Linked DNA regions of Mus musculus: region 1 is linked to region 2. The links are chromatin loops, found by intact Hi-C in ENCODE. Cell type or tissue: left cerebral cortex. All regions are shown on one strand.

Evidence for each region. A loop is a pair of places that touch in the nucleus more often than their neighbours do. Peaks named below come from ENCODE experiments on the same cell type or tissue, not always from the same donor. Only the 100,000 strongest peaks of a DNase experiment are listed, where the experiment ranks them.
Region 1: a loop joins it to region 2, with 4 times the contacts of the local background. A loop is called at or near these places in 4 of 42 quality-filtered maps.

What each region holds. Positions count from the first base shown.
Region 1 is chr4:22,492,442-22,500,441 of GRCm38, reverse strand. It overlaps Gm30731 (predicted gene, 30731), which reads right to left. Exons shown (of 3, transcript NR_131335.1): 3 at 7,316-7,595. Among named protein-coding and RNA genes, the nearest start is that of Gm30731, 5.9 kb to the right of the region's middle. In left cerebral cortex, CTCF peaks have their summits at 110, 1,831, 3,302 and 6,571 (motif pointing left); DNase peaks (open chromatin) are centred at 76, 1,643, 1,896 and 5,295; H3K4me3 peaks cover 2,853 bases; H3K27ac peaks cover 7,480 bases.
Region 2 is chr4:22,915,278-22,923,277 of GRCm38, reverse strand. Gm52715 (a long non-coding RNA gene) reads right to left here and starts at 3,576. Exons shown (of 3, transcript XR_003955332.1): 1 at 3,518-3,576. In left cerebral cortex, no CTCF peak of the experiment used is centred here; a DNase peak (open chromatin) is centred at 3,085.

The sequences.
Region 1 (8,000 bases), 420 kb after region 2:
GTCTTAAAAGAGAGGACAAAGAAGGTGACTCATGGCCATGTGGTTATATTTTAAGAAAGCTGCAAACTCCTTCTGCCTAAAATATCTTTTCCATCTGCCAACTACAGTCTGAAGCTCCAACTGCACTACAGAGATTGTTGTTTGGTCCTTAATGTGAACCTTTAAAACTTTGGAAAAATAGGCAAATGCCATTTAGCAAATCTCAGCTTTTGATGTCTTTATATTGATTACCTTATCAGACTGGGAATCAGAGAGGGAAAAAAGAGAGTGAGCTGTCATTCATAGGAATATGTTTAACTGCTTGAAAATGTCACAAAAGAAGGACCTAGAATCTATGTGTCCAGTGTAATAGACAAAAATAAGGAGAAAGTGGCAGGTGGTGGAACAGTTCAGACACAGCCATTCTGCTTCTCTTGGTAATGACACCTCCCATACCACCACCTTAGTCCATCTTAGAGGGGATGTTCTGTGAGAAGAGACTCAAGAGTTCCCAGCAAGACAAGTTCCTCATTGGAGACATTGCTGTAGAGTGGCGTGTGTCCTGATCTATAGGATGAGAGGGGATATTGATTAATGCTCACCAGGAAGAATATCAGTCTCTAAGAACTCACTGGAAGGATTTCCATCTTCTACTATCAATAATTAAGCAACTGGGTCTATGGGGCACTTGTTGATCTTCTCTGATGACAGAGAAGGGACATTGTCTAATGCAGCAAGAGCAATAGAACAAGATCCCTTGACCAGCTTTCCCGTGGTGTGGGCCCAGGAATTGATCTTTCTCTGTACTATCTTTCTCTATAATATCTTTCTGTATACTAACCTAGTTTTGAACTCATTAGAACTAAGATCTCTATCTTGTCAGGCATTGTTTTCTTAAGTGGGAATTATAACAACATACAGCAATTAAAAAAAAAATCTTCCTCAAAGTTTTAACAAACAGATGACCAAGGAAAGGGTAGAAAGAAAAGAGGGAAAGGAAGAAACTCATTTAAGCTAAAAACTGTTTACATGCGGGGAAAGGTAAAGTTATGTAGGTAAAAGCGGTTTTTAAATTTTAAATATTTTATTGCTGTTAGCCTTTGATAACAGTATCATTATATATTCCTGAATATTTTTAAAAATAGGGGCCTTGGTAAAATGTCGATTTGATTTTGCTAAGATTTGTCCTTATATTTAGAATTAACGGCGTGGGAGGGGGGGAAATCATCTCTGTGGCCCAGTTAGATGCTAACTGCACATGGGGGAAGAATGAATATACTCTAAAAGTCTCTACAGCCTGAATTAAGTTTAATGTTCAAATGATAGAAAACCAAGCCGAATAAAAATGGAAACTATTGAGTTTTTGTTAACATTTTTCCCCCCAAAAGAATGAGCTACTGCTGTTTTTCAACGTGTCCTAAAGACTCGGTTAGCTGCTGCTCTGGATGGTTTTCCTTCGGTGATAAAAGGTTTTCTGGGCGGTTTGAGTTAAAGCTCTTATGTAAATAGAGAGGCTTACATAATGCTCTTTAAACTACAACTTTGAAAGAGGCCTGCAGCAAGCGTACAAAGTCTGTCTCTGCTGCAAATGGCCCCAGCCAAAGTCACCCAAAACTCGTTTAAGAAAACAAGAAGGGTAAACAGAGTGTAAGCGTGTTTCAGTTCGTTTGAGCTCCCAGTGTAGACAAAGAGCAAGTAAGAGGTGTTTCTCCAGACTAGCGCACGGCTTTCCGAGTGGTCTTTTGAGGAACGCTCCTGAGTGTCATTCATTTTGCATTTCCTTGTAAATTCTAAAGGGCAGACGCACCTAGCGCCCAGACTCCTCCCAGTGACTTCTTACAGTGCGTCCTCTCCCGGAAGATGCTGAACTAGTATTGAATGCAATTTCTGGAGTGGCACGGGCACGCTCTAGGGCGCCACAGCGGAGGCGTCCTCTGGCCGAGCAGAGCATCTCTCAGACCGCCTGCTCCGGGAGAGGGGAACCGAGGCAACCAGGGAAGCCGCAGCTTACGCCGGTGAGCAGAGGAGCTGGAAAGTTCGAACCCGGCAGCTGTGGCAGTGAGAGTCTGCGGGGTTTGGGGAAGAGGCATCTTTCCACCAAAGACTTCTTAGGAGAGATTTTGAGAATACACAAGGATCCAAGGCGGTCGGTTTTCTATAGAACCGGGTGCTCGCAAAAGCACTTAGTGACGCGACTCTCAGCGCGCGAGGCTGAGCCCTAGGTCGCCAACGCCAGGGTAGTTCTCCCAGGCCCCGCCCTAGCGCTTGCTGCGAGGAATTCGAGCCGAATTTACAGTCTTTACCCCCTACCCCCCCCCCCCACACCCCCTTCAATCCCATCTCCTGGCGCTGCCGCCACCTGGGAAGCTAACTTTCAGGCCCATTGCCTTCCTGGAAAGGTACTCCACCCGGGACAGGGCGTTCCGCCAGCCACTACGAAGTCCTAGCGTGCTCTGAGCAGTCTGTGGGGAGGCAGTGACCGCCACTGGCCCCTATCCTCTTCCAAGTCCTATTGGACTCTCGGGACAGTTCCACCCGGTGGGGTCTGGGGCGGGTGGCCAATCTCCTCCCCCACTGTTCACTTTCTCCTCTCGCCCCTTCCCCCATTCACTGGGACGCGTAGAAACGCTCTCACTTGCATGCCCTTTAGCCCTAGACGCCTGAAGGTAGCTGAATGGAAACACTGACACGTGAAAACTCTATTCTGAGTGACTTAGAATTGGTCGCCTTGAGGTTTTAATCTTGCCCCTCTGGTCCCGCCCAGCCTTAAGAGCAGCTGTCCTGACGCAGCCTCTGCGGTTCTTGAGGAAGGTGAGGGCGTTGGGAGGCGCACTGGGACTTGAGCGACCCGGACCATACACTGTATCTAGGAGAAAACTCCACAACCTAAAGGAATTTAACTCCTTGTGTATTGTTTCCAAACCAGATTCGCACGACAGCTTTCTTCTGAGCCCTGAGACCGTCAAGTCCCGATTTAGAAACTAAGAGAATGAACTGGCCACCACCAACCATCTGCTGGAGGTGGGAGGTGCCCTACCCCCTTTCTGGCCTTTTTTCTGCTCCCTCCCTATGTGCAACTGGTTTTCGCCTGCTGGAGACGTGCCCTCCCCCATCCCAACCCTACCCGAGGGCAGTCACGGAGGCCGAGGCCGAGGCTAGGTCAAGCAGAGGCTGATGTGCCCTGGACAGCCATGAGTGCTGTGGTCAGCATAGGTGGTATTTGGAAATATCAGCGCACCACCGATCTCTTCTAAGAGTCTTTAGAAGAACCTGATCTCCATTGTTTGGCTTTTAGTTGTCCCTCCCTTTCCCCTTGAGGACCACTAGGTGCTCTCTCATCTACAAGTTGAACCATAAGCTAAGTGATTTCTAGTCTTAAAGAAAGGGCCACGATGTTTGTTGGCTGGACGTTCTGTTTTGCTGACCTGAGAGACTAGCTGATAATACACTCTAGTCCTTGGCTACCACAAAAGGTCCTCTAGAGCTCCAGGTCCACCTGGGGACCACCTGCCAAACTCCCTGCCCTCCAGCGACCATCAGCAATGCAAAGTCAGAATGAGTTTAACTCTCTTTCTTGTGACCTCCTGTCTTGGTTCTCTCCCAGTGAATGTCTGAAAGGAAACATGACCACAGTTAAGGAAACCCCTGTGCACTTGCCTCTGTCTCCCTGAAACCTGGAAATGAAAATAGAACTCGTTTGATGTATGAGGAGATGTTATCTAATTAGGATGTAAGAAATTTAATCTTTCTAGCATGCAGGTCATATAATTAATGTTAATTTAACGCTCAAATTCTCAGTCATTAATTTTTATTCTCTTAAATGCAGTTTGGCAGGGGCCTCTGATCCAGGGCAATGGATTTTACTGGATGTGAGAGCACTCTTGGTATTAGGAGCGACTCACTGCAAACCTTCCTATCCCAATAACAAGATCACATCATGTATGCATTATTAAGCTACATAATTGAACAGTCTATAGTTTGCATATCAGACTATTAAAATAATGTGTTTTGCTTTTCTCTGAACACGTATTGTTCAAGCCTCTGCGAATATGTGGTGATTCTGATAATTATCACCAAATTACAGCAAATGTTCTCTTCATTAACATGATTTCTTTCAAGCCTTTTTAAAATGTGAATATCATTATGAATTAAGGGACTTCTTCCAAAGTTATACAAACTTTTATTTTAAGGAACTTGTCATTAGGAGAGAAAGGATGCATTTTAAAGAGTGGAACTAGAGTGATACATTTATTTGACTTTAAAATGGTTTCCTCCGGTCAAGTAAAAGTTTTCCTTTTAGCTTTCAGTTGAAGCTTCTAGGATAGAGACAAAGAGGAGAAGGGGAGACTGAAGGGAGGAGAAAGAAAATGTCAAACTTAGACGTTACTGTACAGTGAGAAGGCTGTTAAAGTCCCCAATTCTCTGCAGAAAGCTAACGTCACCAAGGAAAATCCTGACTGCTTACCTGCCCTATCATTAACGGTGGCTCTTGCTTTAAAAAGTATAAGCTCAGAATTTTCCGAAGCTAACAGTTTATTACTAACTAAACACTGTTATCCCAGTCCTGAGCTGTACTGTTGGAGAAACGATACACACGGGAATAAAACCAAAAAGACTTCATTGCAGCCTCCCCTCACAATATCTTCAAAGCTGAATAGCAGGGCTTGTTTCGTTGTTGATTTTTTTTTCCCTAACTACTGCAAAATAAAAGTCTTTTTTTAATGTGAAAGTTTTACATGGCCATCGACTTTACTTTTGAGCGAACTTTCCCTTTGAGAGATCCTGAAACTCTTATAAGGGGGCACTGTGGCCCAGGTGTTGCTGCTGCTTCACCTGTAGGTTTTGTAGGCTGTAGGTTTTGGAGCTCTCTAGTCCTTTTCTGAGTCGCCTGCGGAGCCATTTGTTGCTGTCAGTTCTGGTGGGGAGGGGGCTTCAGCCACAGGGAAAGTATTAGGAGTTTGAGAGAGTTTAGGATTTTCTTTCTTTTTTTTCTTTCTTTCTTTTTTTTCCAAACAAAATAAGACTGGAAAAGAGTAGGGGTGGACATTCTCTCAGAACCCGCAGTAATCGTCCTGCTCCTTGCTAATGGACACCGCCCCCCTCACCCCCCCCCCCCCAGCTCGGTGCTGGGGTCCCCGGGGCCCCTCTTCTGGAGGCTGCAGTCGGTTCTCTGGTAAAAAGTGCCAAGCCTTCGGCGGCACTTTTATTTTGGCTGAGAAGAGGGAGCCCTGCTCCCAGGACCAGGGGAGCTAACTGAGCCCTTCTGTTTGGATTTCCCTGCTCGCTATAGCAACCAGCAGCGTCAGGACAAAAATGCGCCCTCCCTGGACAATGGCCCGGCCTCCCGCTTCTCGCCCTTGTCTTCCTTCCCGGAAAGCAGCCAGGACCTGACTCGGCGATCGCTAGCCAGGGACCCGACCCCCTCCCCTTCTACGCCTTCCGTAGCAGTCCTTCTGGAGGTCGGGACTCCACTCCCGGACCGCTGCAGCCCCTTTCCCCACACCCCTGCTGATCTCGGGTGCAGGAGGAGGCCAGGACTGTGGGACCCCGGCCGAGAACCCGAGATCCCGCAGCAAACTTCTCAGCCAGATTGGGGGAATAAGGTGATGGTGAGCCTGTGGAACAGAAACACCAAGTTTGTTTGTTTGTTTGTTTTTTCAGGATTAAAAATTAATTGGGGTTATCCATGAAGTAGACTTCACCTGTATGGCAGGGAGCGCGCACGCGCGAACGCTCACGTAAATACAATCATCCTACGTCGGATCCTAGGCAGGAACCCCCACTTTCTTTCACTCCTCCAAGGTTAATTAAGTTCCCTTCCAAGAACTAAACTCCACGCCTATTCATTATTCCCTCCTTTTGACCTAGGGCATTAAAATAATCGGGCCTGTGACTCTGCCCAGTCCTCTCTCTATTTTGCATGCAATGCTGAAGCCAGGGCTGCCCTAGATTGCCACCGAAATTTTTCAGAAAAAGCAAAGAAGTCTCAGTATTCCCTCTACTTAAGTTTTCCTTTCCCCAGATCTTTACCAGGCAATTTACAGACCAAGGAACTGCATTCTGAAAATTCTTGCTTAGGAATAATTCCATCCTTAACTTCTTAAATATATATTCAGAGGTTCATAGGATGACTGAATTGAAAGTCGGGGACATAGGACTAGGTCGTGGGAAGCATTTGCTGCCACTGTGGTTACTGCTCTCAGGAAAACATCTCTCTCAGACACCACCCCTCTCCTGCTGGCTGAGGTCCCCAGTAGCAAGGACACAATTGCTAAGTGTACTTGTACAATTTGGAAGGGATTTGCATTCATGCTTTGTGCTGCCGGAATAAGAGAACAGAAGTCTAACTTCAACTGCAAACAGCCTGTTTCTTTCAGGGACAAAGAACCAAAACGAGCCCTTGGCTTCGCTGAAGAACTGATAACTCTTCTGTTGTGTGAGCAGGTGCGCTGCTGACCTGGCTTGCCTTCCTCTAATCAGACTGATGCACACTGCTACCTACCCAAACTTCATCTCAGAACACTTCCAAAGGCGTTAGAGCCTAGAAGGTCCCTTGAATTTACCAAAGTGTTGCCATTCCCTCTGGTGGCCATCCATCCACCTGCCTTAGGGTAAATTAGAGAAAAAACACACACCTTTAGGTTTCATTGTTAGAAATTTATTTAACCTTTGGTACTTTGACAATGAAATTTCAAGGAAGTGAACTAAAAGGCACAGAGCCCTTCATGTTCTGTTCCTGAGATTTCAGCTCCTCCACACAGGGTCTGTCTAGCTTGTCCCTGAAATGCATCCTTTATATTTACACCTTCTTCTGGCCTCATATTCAACACTCAAAACTTAGCAGGCTTTCTTTGGTAGTTTACTCCAAGTAATCCCAGAAACAGCTTACACTGCCTGGGTTATGTGGTGTTAGAAGTCTTCAAACCTGTTTATAAAATGTTCACTTTGTGAGTACAAGGAGTGGGTCATTTTAATGAGGAGATCCATAGCTTGAAGAAGGGAAAAGAAATTAATGAATGCAAACAGTTCCAAATCCAAACAATGTCAAATCCTACTGAACGGTACATTTTCAATGGACTACTTGGTAGGTAGTTAAAAATAAACAGAATTGTGTGCATACAAGCAACCAACAAACTAACTTGCCACGTATATGAGTTAAGGAGCTTCACCTTTCAGAAAGTTTGTGCTTCTTCACCTTTGCTTTTGCTTTGTTCTGTTTTTCCATTGATGTGGGGACAGACAAACATTCAGCAATTTGCAAAATGTATTTATACATGGAACATAAAATTCTAAGTGGCAGATCTTTATTCAAGAGACAATGCATAGCTATTTAATTACAATTAATTTTTTCAGGTAAATTTTATTTTGTATCTCCTAAGAACATACAACTTGGAAATGCATTTTCTAGGCTCCTTATAAATGGATTCCCCAAGGCCTCAGTTCTTGAAGCTTAAAGGCAGTTTTCATTAAAGCAACCAGCTGCCTCTTTGTGTGGAGTGGTCCTTAAAGCTGTAGCTCTGAGGTCGGAGCCTCAGTTTTGACATTCTGTAGACTCTGGGCAAAGACGTTCCATTCAGATGTGGGGAGAAGAGGTCTCCATCAAGCAGCTGCTGGCACTAGAAGAGCAGAAAGAAAGGAGAGGGGGAGGAGGAGGAGGAGGAGGAGGAGGAGGAGGAGGAGGAGGAGGAGGAGGAGGAGGAGGGTAATCCCACCCAAGGTGGATGTACCTTTTTTTTAAAGCAATGATCGCCTTTACATAATTTTAAGCCAGTTGTCACTTTTACTCTTCCAATGACCATCTAAGAAAATCCCTTTTGTTTTCTGTTGTTACCTGATTTCTACTTTACTGAGATTGCATAACGAAGCAAAATGTAAATCTATCAAATGAATGTCATCTCTCCTGTTTCAGTGTCTTCAGTTCAGTGTACAAAAATGGTTAGGTACACCTTCGGTCAATTTCTAGCATAAAGAAATACATAAACAACATTTTATGTATTTATGAAGTGAAAGTGTTTGCTAGT
Region 2 (8,000 bases):
AGCAAGCCTTCCAGTGGAGAGCCTGGGACACCAGCTCAGCTAAACACCTTCAACCTTCAATTTGTCCTGCCTGCAGGGATGTTCTGGTGTAAAGGTGTCACAGAACTTGTGGGGCTGGCCAACAAAAGACTGGTTCAACTTGAGACCCATGCCATGAAACTGAGCAGTGAATGGGTTTAACCTTCAGCTTCCTGGATGGACATAAAACAGAGGCTGGCTAGCCCAGAGTCTTAGGATTGATTCAAACACAACAATCAAAGCAAACAAAGAGACAAACAAAGTCAATGAAATGATTCCTGATGAGATTCTGCTACACTGATAGACAAGAGCCTATCATAGTTATCCTCATAAAACCTTCATCCAGCAAATGATGGAAGTGAACTCAGAGACCCATAGCTAAACATCAGGCAGAGCTTGGGAATCCCAAAGAAGAGGGAGAGGAAGAACTGTAGGAACCACAAGGGTCAAAAACATTACAAGATCATGGCTTAGAGAATCAATCAACCAGGGCTCACAGGGCCTCATAGAGACTGAGATGACAATCAGAGAACCTGCAAGGATCAGATCTAGGAATTCTGTTATAGTTATGTAGCTTAGTGTTTTTGTGGGACTCCTACCAGTGGGAGCAAGGGGCAGTCTCTGACTGTATTGCCTGCATTTGGGACTCTTCGTCTTACTGTGTTATCTCGTCCTGTCACATATGGAGTATGCGCCTAGTTTTATTATAACTTGTTAGCCCATGTTTCGTTGATATCTCTGAAAGCCCTGATCTTTTAGAAAGGGAAACAGATAAGGAATGAATCTGGAAGGGAGGTGAGATAGAAGGGTGAGGTACTGGGAGTAACAGAAGGAGGAGAAACTGAAGTCAAGATGTAATATATGAGGGGAAAATTAACCAATTCATGAATATAGCTTGGAGGCTAGGAGATTGCTCAGTGGTTAAAGAGCAAGCAGATTATCTAAGTTTGCTTTCCAACAGCAGTGTCAAGTGGCTAACAAACACCAGTAACTCAAGCCCCATGGGATTTAACACCTTTCTGCTTCTGCCAGTTCCTGTACTCATGGGAACATATAACACCTCGTGTGTGTGTGTGTGTGTGTGTGTGTGTGTGTGTATGTGTGTGTGTGTGTGTGTGTGTATGTGTGTGTGTGTGTGTGTGTGTGTGTGTGCGTGTGCGCATGTGTGCATGAGAGAGAAACTAATATTTAAATCTAATGATTTACTTAGCAACAAAAGAGTTTGAATGAGTCATAAGTCCTCAGAAATCCAGGCATACCTTTACCACAAATATCTGGTTTCTCTGGTGAATATTAATTTTTAGAGTAATTACTTAACATTAATATCTTGATTAATAATAACATTAGCACACAGTAATTTTTCTGCTATCATTCATTAAAGATTGCACATCTCCCAATTGGTAGCTTCTAAAAGAGGAGTAAGAAGGTAAGATTAAAAGGTATATTACAATTTAAAAGCATATTTAAAGCTAGAATTTTCCTAACAAGTATATTACTTAACTGGTTATATTATTTAGCTTCCTTTGAAGGCCAAAAGTACATTATTGTTGAAGGAATACTGTGACAACTTGTCCTCTAAAACCTCTTATAAATGTTTATTATTCATCTGCTAATTATTTTTGGAAGCTCAAGTAGTCTATGAGGGTGAATAATAAATAAGAGCAAAGTCATTAGTCAAACAGCCTCAGATACCTATCAACCAAGCTCTATGTCATCTAAAAGAAGGACCCCAGACTTGACAAAGAAAATGCTTGAGTATTGGTTAAAAGCAAAACTGGCAGAATCTGGTCTAACCCAAGACCAAACTGAGATAGCTTTCCATTCGCAATACAGTAGAGAGAGTACATATCTACTGAACCTTGGACAACTCATTGAAGAACGAGCTTGGGTCAGTCAAACAATTGTGTTTTAGAAAGCCAACCTTGGGGATTGCAACCCCATAGGAAGAACAACAATATCAACTAACTGGACCACGCAGAGCTCACAGGAATTAAACCACCAACCAAAGAGTACACATGGCTCCAGCTACATATATAGACGAGGATTGAGGGGAGACCCTTGGTCCTATGGAGGTTTGATACCCCAGCATAAGGGGACAATAGAGTGGTGAGGCAGAAATTGAGGTATAAGTGGCAAAGCACTATCAGAGGCAAAGATGAGGAGGGATGGGTTGGGGGATTTACAGAGGGAAAACCAGGAAGCAGGGAAATATTTGAAATGTAAATAAATAAAACAACTAATAAAAGAAAAGGAAAGGGAAGGGAAGGGAAGGGGAGGGGAGGGGAGGGGAGGGGAGGGGAGGGGAGGGAAGGGAAGGGAAGGGAAGGGAAGGGGAAAGGAAAGGGATGGGAGGGGAGGGGAGGGGAGGGGAAGGGAAGAGAGGGGAGGGAAGGGAAGGGAAGGGAGGGAAGGGAAGGGAGGGACAGGGGGAGGAGGAGAGGGAGGGGAAGGGGAAGGGGAAGGGGAAGGGGAAGGGGAAGGGGAAGGAGAGGAGAGGAGAGGAGAGAAAGCCACCATTAATGTAGAATTACAGAGCATTTCCATGCAACTCCCTCATACCATCCCCTGCCCTGCCCCCACTGGGAGGAACATGGGCTTAAACTTGCAAAGCTATGCAGAAGTCTGAATTGGACTTAACCAGAGTGAACTGCTTGCTTATCTTGGGTTACAAGCAGAACAGTCAAGTTGGAGCCAGGGGATTTGAAAGTGAAAGGAAGACAAGTGCAAATCCCACTAGCTTAGGTCTTTCTCTCAAACTCACAGATCAAATGGAGCTTGCTCATTTACAAAACTCCAAAAAGCAAAGCATAGGAAGTCCTCTCCTTATATACCTGGAATTGTTAACAACAACAAAAAGTTGTTTTGCCTAGTTTGTGAGAGATACAGAAAAAAAATGAACTAAAACTGTAGCACATAGACTCATTTTCTTGTCTCTTTCAAAGCAGGGAACACTAGTCTGACTGTTGAATTTGACTTAAAATAATTAAATCCAAATAAGATGCTTTCTACCACCTTGCTGATGCATGCATGCAACACTGTCCTCCTCCGGATTTTAAGAAACATATGTTTGCATTGTGTGTCTACTAACAAACCAATGCTCCTGGGCCGTCTTTCTGCCTCTCCTTGCCTGCCTCAACAAGCCGTACATTCTGTGAGTTTCAGATGAAATATCTCATTTGTTGTCATTGTACGAGATCGTTTAATATTCTATGGGCACATGCCATATGTTTTGAAGGAAGATGATAAGTCCTGTTTTGTCACTTGTTCTTGGCAAAAATGCAAAAGGAAGGAAAAACGGAGACATTTTCCATATATGAAGCTTTAAGAAAATATTGGGGAAAATATTGCAAACCGAATGATAATGTGCTGAGTGTGAATTTTATTGGTGGAGGAGGAAGTTCACAGTTCTCTTCTACTGCTTTACAATAGACAGTGCTGTGCACAGAACGTTGGCAAGCATGGACTATGTCATACAATAATAAATCCAAATTCTACTCACCATGTGAATGACAACCTTTTTTTGTCCATGTATAATAAGTTCAGCATTCAGTTATTTTCTTAAATAAAACAAAGTGACATGGAGTGAATTGTAACATGACTCATAGGTAAACACTCTGCTATGAGATTAAGGAATTAAATGCCTTAAAATAGTAGAGTTAATATTTGGGGGAAGAATAAACAATACAATTAAGTAATAAATAATAACAGTATCATAGTGATAAGAAATCAGTGGGAAACACTAAGTTGCCTTCTGCAGTCGATTATTTACATTATGTCAAAACTACATATAACCCTCACATATACACTTTAAATTTTAAATATCTGATTTATGTATTACAAGCAAAACCCTAATATGTGGTTGTAATAATATCAGTGTATAATTGAGACATTTTGGAAATAGGGAAGATACGTGTCACACATGTCTAAACAATGCTTCAATCATATAGATCAATGCTAGAAAGTAAGTGCAAGTATTGTCACTCCAAGGAAAACAGAGGCACAAGGCCATCCTGAGTCAGGCATTATATATTTAAATAATTTACAATAAAGCCCAAGGAAAGATATGTATTCCTTTAATAAAGTATATGATGATGTCTAAATAAATAAATAAATAAATAAATAAATAAATTATAATTTATTCAGTGGGCTACAAATTATATTCTTCAAACAATTATAACATAAACAAATAGAATAAACTAAAGAAAAGATTTGACTCTGGAGGAAGCCCTCATCTTCAGAAACTGTTACAAGAACCAATGATGCCCAACCCCAGAATACCTTACCTAATTCTGTGCTTGGTATGGTTATGGTTTTCTCCACAAAGTGGCTCACTGTGTGACTTCATGTACATGAAATACTGCCCTCACTTTTGTGGTTCTGAATTGGATCCAACTAAACTTCCATCTCATTATGAAGTTGGCCTTAACTCATAAAAGAACATTCTGTAATTAATATTATGTATCCCCAGAGAAGAGGTGGGGATAAGAGAATGTTCTGTGTATCTTGTTGACTGAGCCCACTAGTTGCCATGAAAGCACACACCTTCCTCTCTGGGAAGTTTACATGACAGCCTTTCAAGAGAGATGTGCTTACCCTGTTAAACTGATGAGCTAAGGACCTCGGCCCTGCAGCTCCTTGAGATAAATTCTATCTGTCTGAAAATCTATCTAGACAAAAGTGTGATGGCAAGAAGAACAAAGAAAAAAATTTACTTCAAAAATACAAAATTATAATCATTTCCTTTACATTTTACAAAAATTAATATGATATCAATAAATACAAGAGATCACATGCTACTGCCACTTTATTTATAGCAATTCAAGAACCTTAATACCATACTTGGGAAAGAAACTTGGCTAAATAGACATTGTTTCCTACTATATGTGTTCAAATGGCTACCCACAAAGCAACTGTGTGCTGTATCACACAGAGATACAATAAGACCAGCACTACACAAAATGCAGGCCATATATACACACACACGCATACATACATATACATACATACATATATACATAGTCCTAGCCAGAGTTGAGAAAGCCATGGGAAGAAAGTCACTGAGCAGCACCCCTCTCTGGTCCCTGTATCAGGATGTTCCTGCCCTTTTTGAGTTTTGGTCCTGACTTTCTTCAAAGAGGAATGGGTGTGTAGAATTAGAAGCGCCAACCCCTGCCCACAAAAAAACAAAACAAAACAACAAAACAACAACAACAACAACAACAACAACAACAACAAAAACTCTTTCTTTTCCAGGTTGCACTGGTCATGGTGTTTCATCATAGCAATAGTAACCCTAATGAACAGGTAACTAAGTGGACTTGTGACCTGATCCACAGGAATGAATTTTATTTGATGATATTATAGTCCTGCTCAAAAGCCATGGCTGGGAATGTCCTAGGCCCTTATTGATTTAATTTTTAAATTGGTAATAATTCTATCAGAAAATAGCCTTAAACATATTGGCTGAAAGACATACTGAGCAATATAAAGTAAATAAATATCAATGTTTGCTAGTACAATACAGAGAACATGAAGAAGAGGGAAGAGGACAAAGAGGGGGAGGAGCATTTTCCTGTGAGCTGTTTCCAAGTTTTGCAATGTGATTCCCCACCACCTCTGAAGACTTTAGAGTAATTCTTTCAAAGACATTCCCCTGAATAACCTCAATAAAGCCATCAAAACCAGGAAGTTATGTTGATACATTAGCATCATAAAATCCACACACTTCCCTCAAGTTTTACCACTTTGTCCTGTAATGTCATTAGTGAGAGAAAGATACCCCAAATCAGTGTTACCTGGGGTGTTATCTCTCTTGTCTCTTACATCCCCAGAAGCTCAGTTTCTTCTTGTCTTGCATGACCTTGGCACTGAACAATATGTTTCTTTATGATTAGAGTCAGAATTTTATTTATTTGAAAGGACATTTGGTATGTTATTTCTTTCTTTGGCTTATTACCTTGTACTTGACTTTAAGCTGCTTCATTATTTATAATGCTATGTTTATCATTTGTTTAAGATTTGGGTAACCATATTTCTCCATTGTAAAGCTTTTTTTTCTCTCCTAATAACTAGTAGTTATTTAGGAGGAGGTGCTGGAAGATCACATTAATTGTCTATTCCTTGACCAAGCTCCTACACAGTGATGTTTAGCCCCCATTGTTGTTTACCAAATGGTAATTTTCTTAATTGTTTTTCATACACTGTTAGTTGGGGAAACTGTTCTCTTTTCAGCACTGGTTTGTATATATTTCTGGACAGTTTGTCATATTGAGAGTCAGGTTATCCCGGGTTGGGCAGAACTCTGCAACTGGCTTATGCTGGGCTGTGCTTTGATCTAGTGTCCACCATGTTCTTTGAACTCTCTGGTTTCTGGACAAGAACTTCAAAAGTTATCATTTACTTATACTTTCTAAAGAGATCCGGTTTCCTCTAGAAAAGAGTTCTCTTGAAGAAACTAAAGACCCAGGGTTGTAGACAGCTCAGTGGTTGGTTCAGAGTACTTACTGCTTTTTCAGAGGCCTGATTTTGCTTCCCAGCACTGACAACTGTCTGTTAATGCAATTCTATTGTATCTGATGCCCTCTTCTGGTCTTTGTGAGTACCAGGGACAAGTAATAGGCAGACATACATGCAGGGAAATTATTAGGCGATAGATATTCATACACATACATTCAGGCAAATACTTATAAAATGAAATAAATAAGTCTAAGCAAGAAAAAAAGGGACTGAAGATCTAGAAACTACATGAGTTGTTAAAGTGTTATTCGTGCTAGACTTTGATATGTAAGTCCAACTCCATCACAGAGTGGAATAGTTATTTTTCTTATATTTGTGTCTAAATACCTGATAAAAACAACTTGGAGAAGGTGAAATCATGGGGTGTAAACACACCACAGTGTGTGAGGAAGGCACAGCAGAGACAAGGTCTTGCTTTCTGGAATGAGGAGGATGAGCAATGAATGCTGCCACTCCCCTCTCTTCTTCTTTTTACACAGAGACCTCACCCCATGCTAGTGTCTCCTTCACGTTTAGGGTCGATCTTCACTCCTCAGTTAGTTCTCTTTTAAATCACCCCCAACAGACATAAACAGAGATTCATTTCTTAGAGATTCTAAACTCAGGCAAGCTGCTAATGAAGATTAGCCATCAAATGATTTGTTCCAGTTTTCCTCCAAGAATGCATGAAATTGTCCTCTTCAAAAACTAGAAGCTTTCGTTCTGTTATTGTCATTATATTCGATTATACAGCATATTCTCTTTACTATGCTTGTCATCTAATTTTCCATTTGCCCTGTGCTACTACCATCATCCACCCACAATGGCATCCTTTGTGAATGCATATGGATGCTAGCACCCACAAGATGATTCCCCTGTGCACTCCACCTCCCACTTGAAGATGCTCATCCTGATCAACTCTGGTTAATAGTTCTGGTGTCGAATTCTTCAGGAATAAAGGTAGGAAACGAGAAAGATAGGAAAAAGATTCTCCTTGACAGTTTACTAGAATTATATCTTGAGGATGTTTTCTCATTTAATAACATCCTTATATATAGATTACTCCTAATCTCCTTTGTATGCCCATTGGAAGGACATAAACAATATAAAATGATGCAAACAAAATTTCAGTTGGAAGAATTCAAGAACACTTCGGATCAGTATGGAAGCAGAGTGTTCATCATATCTGCATGTTGAGACCTTTCTGAACATAAAAGTGCTTTCAGACATATGCTCTCCTCCACAAAACCCAAGGCAGATGAAAGGAATGGCCCCAGGAACGTTAGTGCTACTTTGATTCCACATCTCTTCCTACTCACGTGCCAGTTTGTACTACTTGTGTGATCTTGAGTGCTTACCTAACATTTCTATGAGCTGACTTCATTATCCATGAAAAGCAAAGTCTTGCTTCCTTGTCGACATCACAGGAATGTCATCTTGATTTTCATGAAGTATACACTATTTTGAATTTCTCAGAAATAGTATAT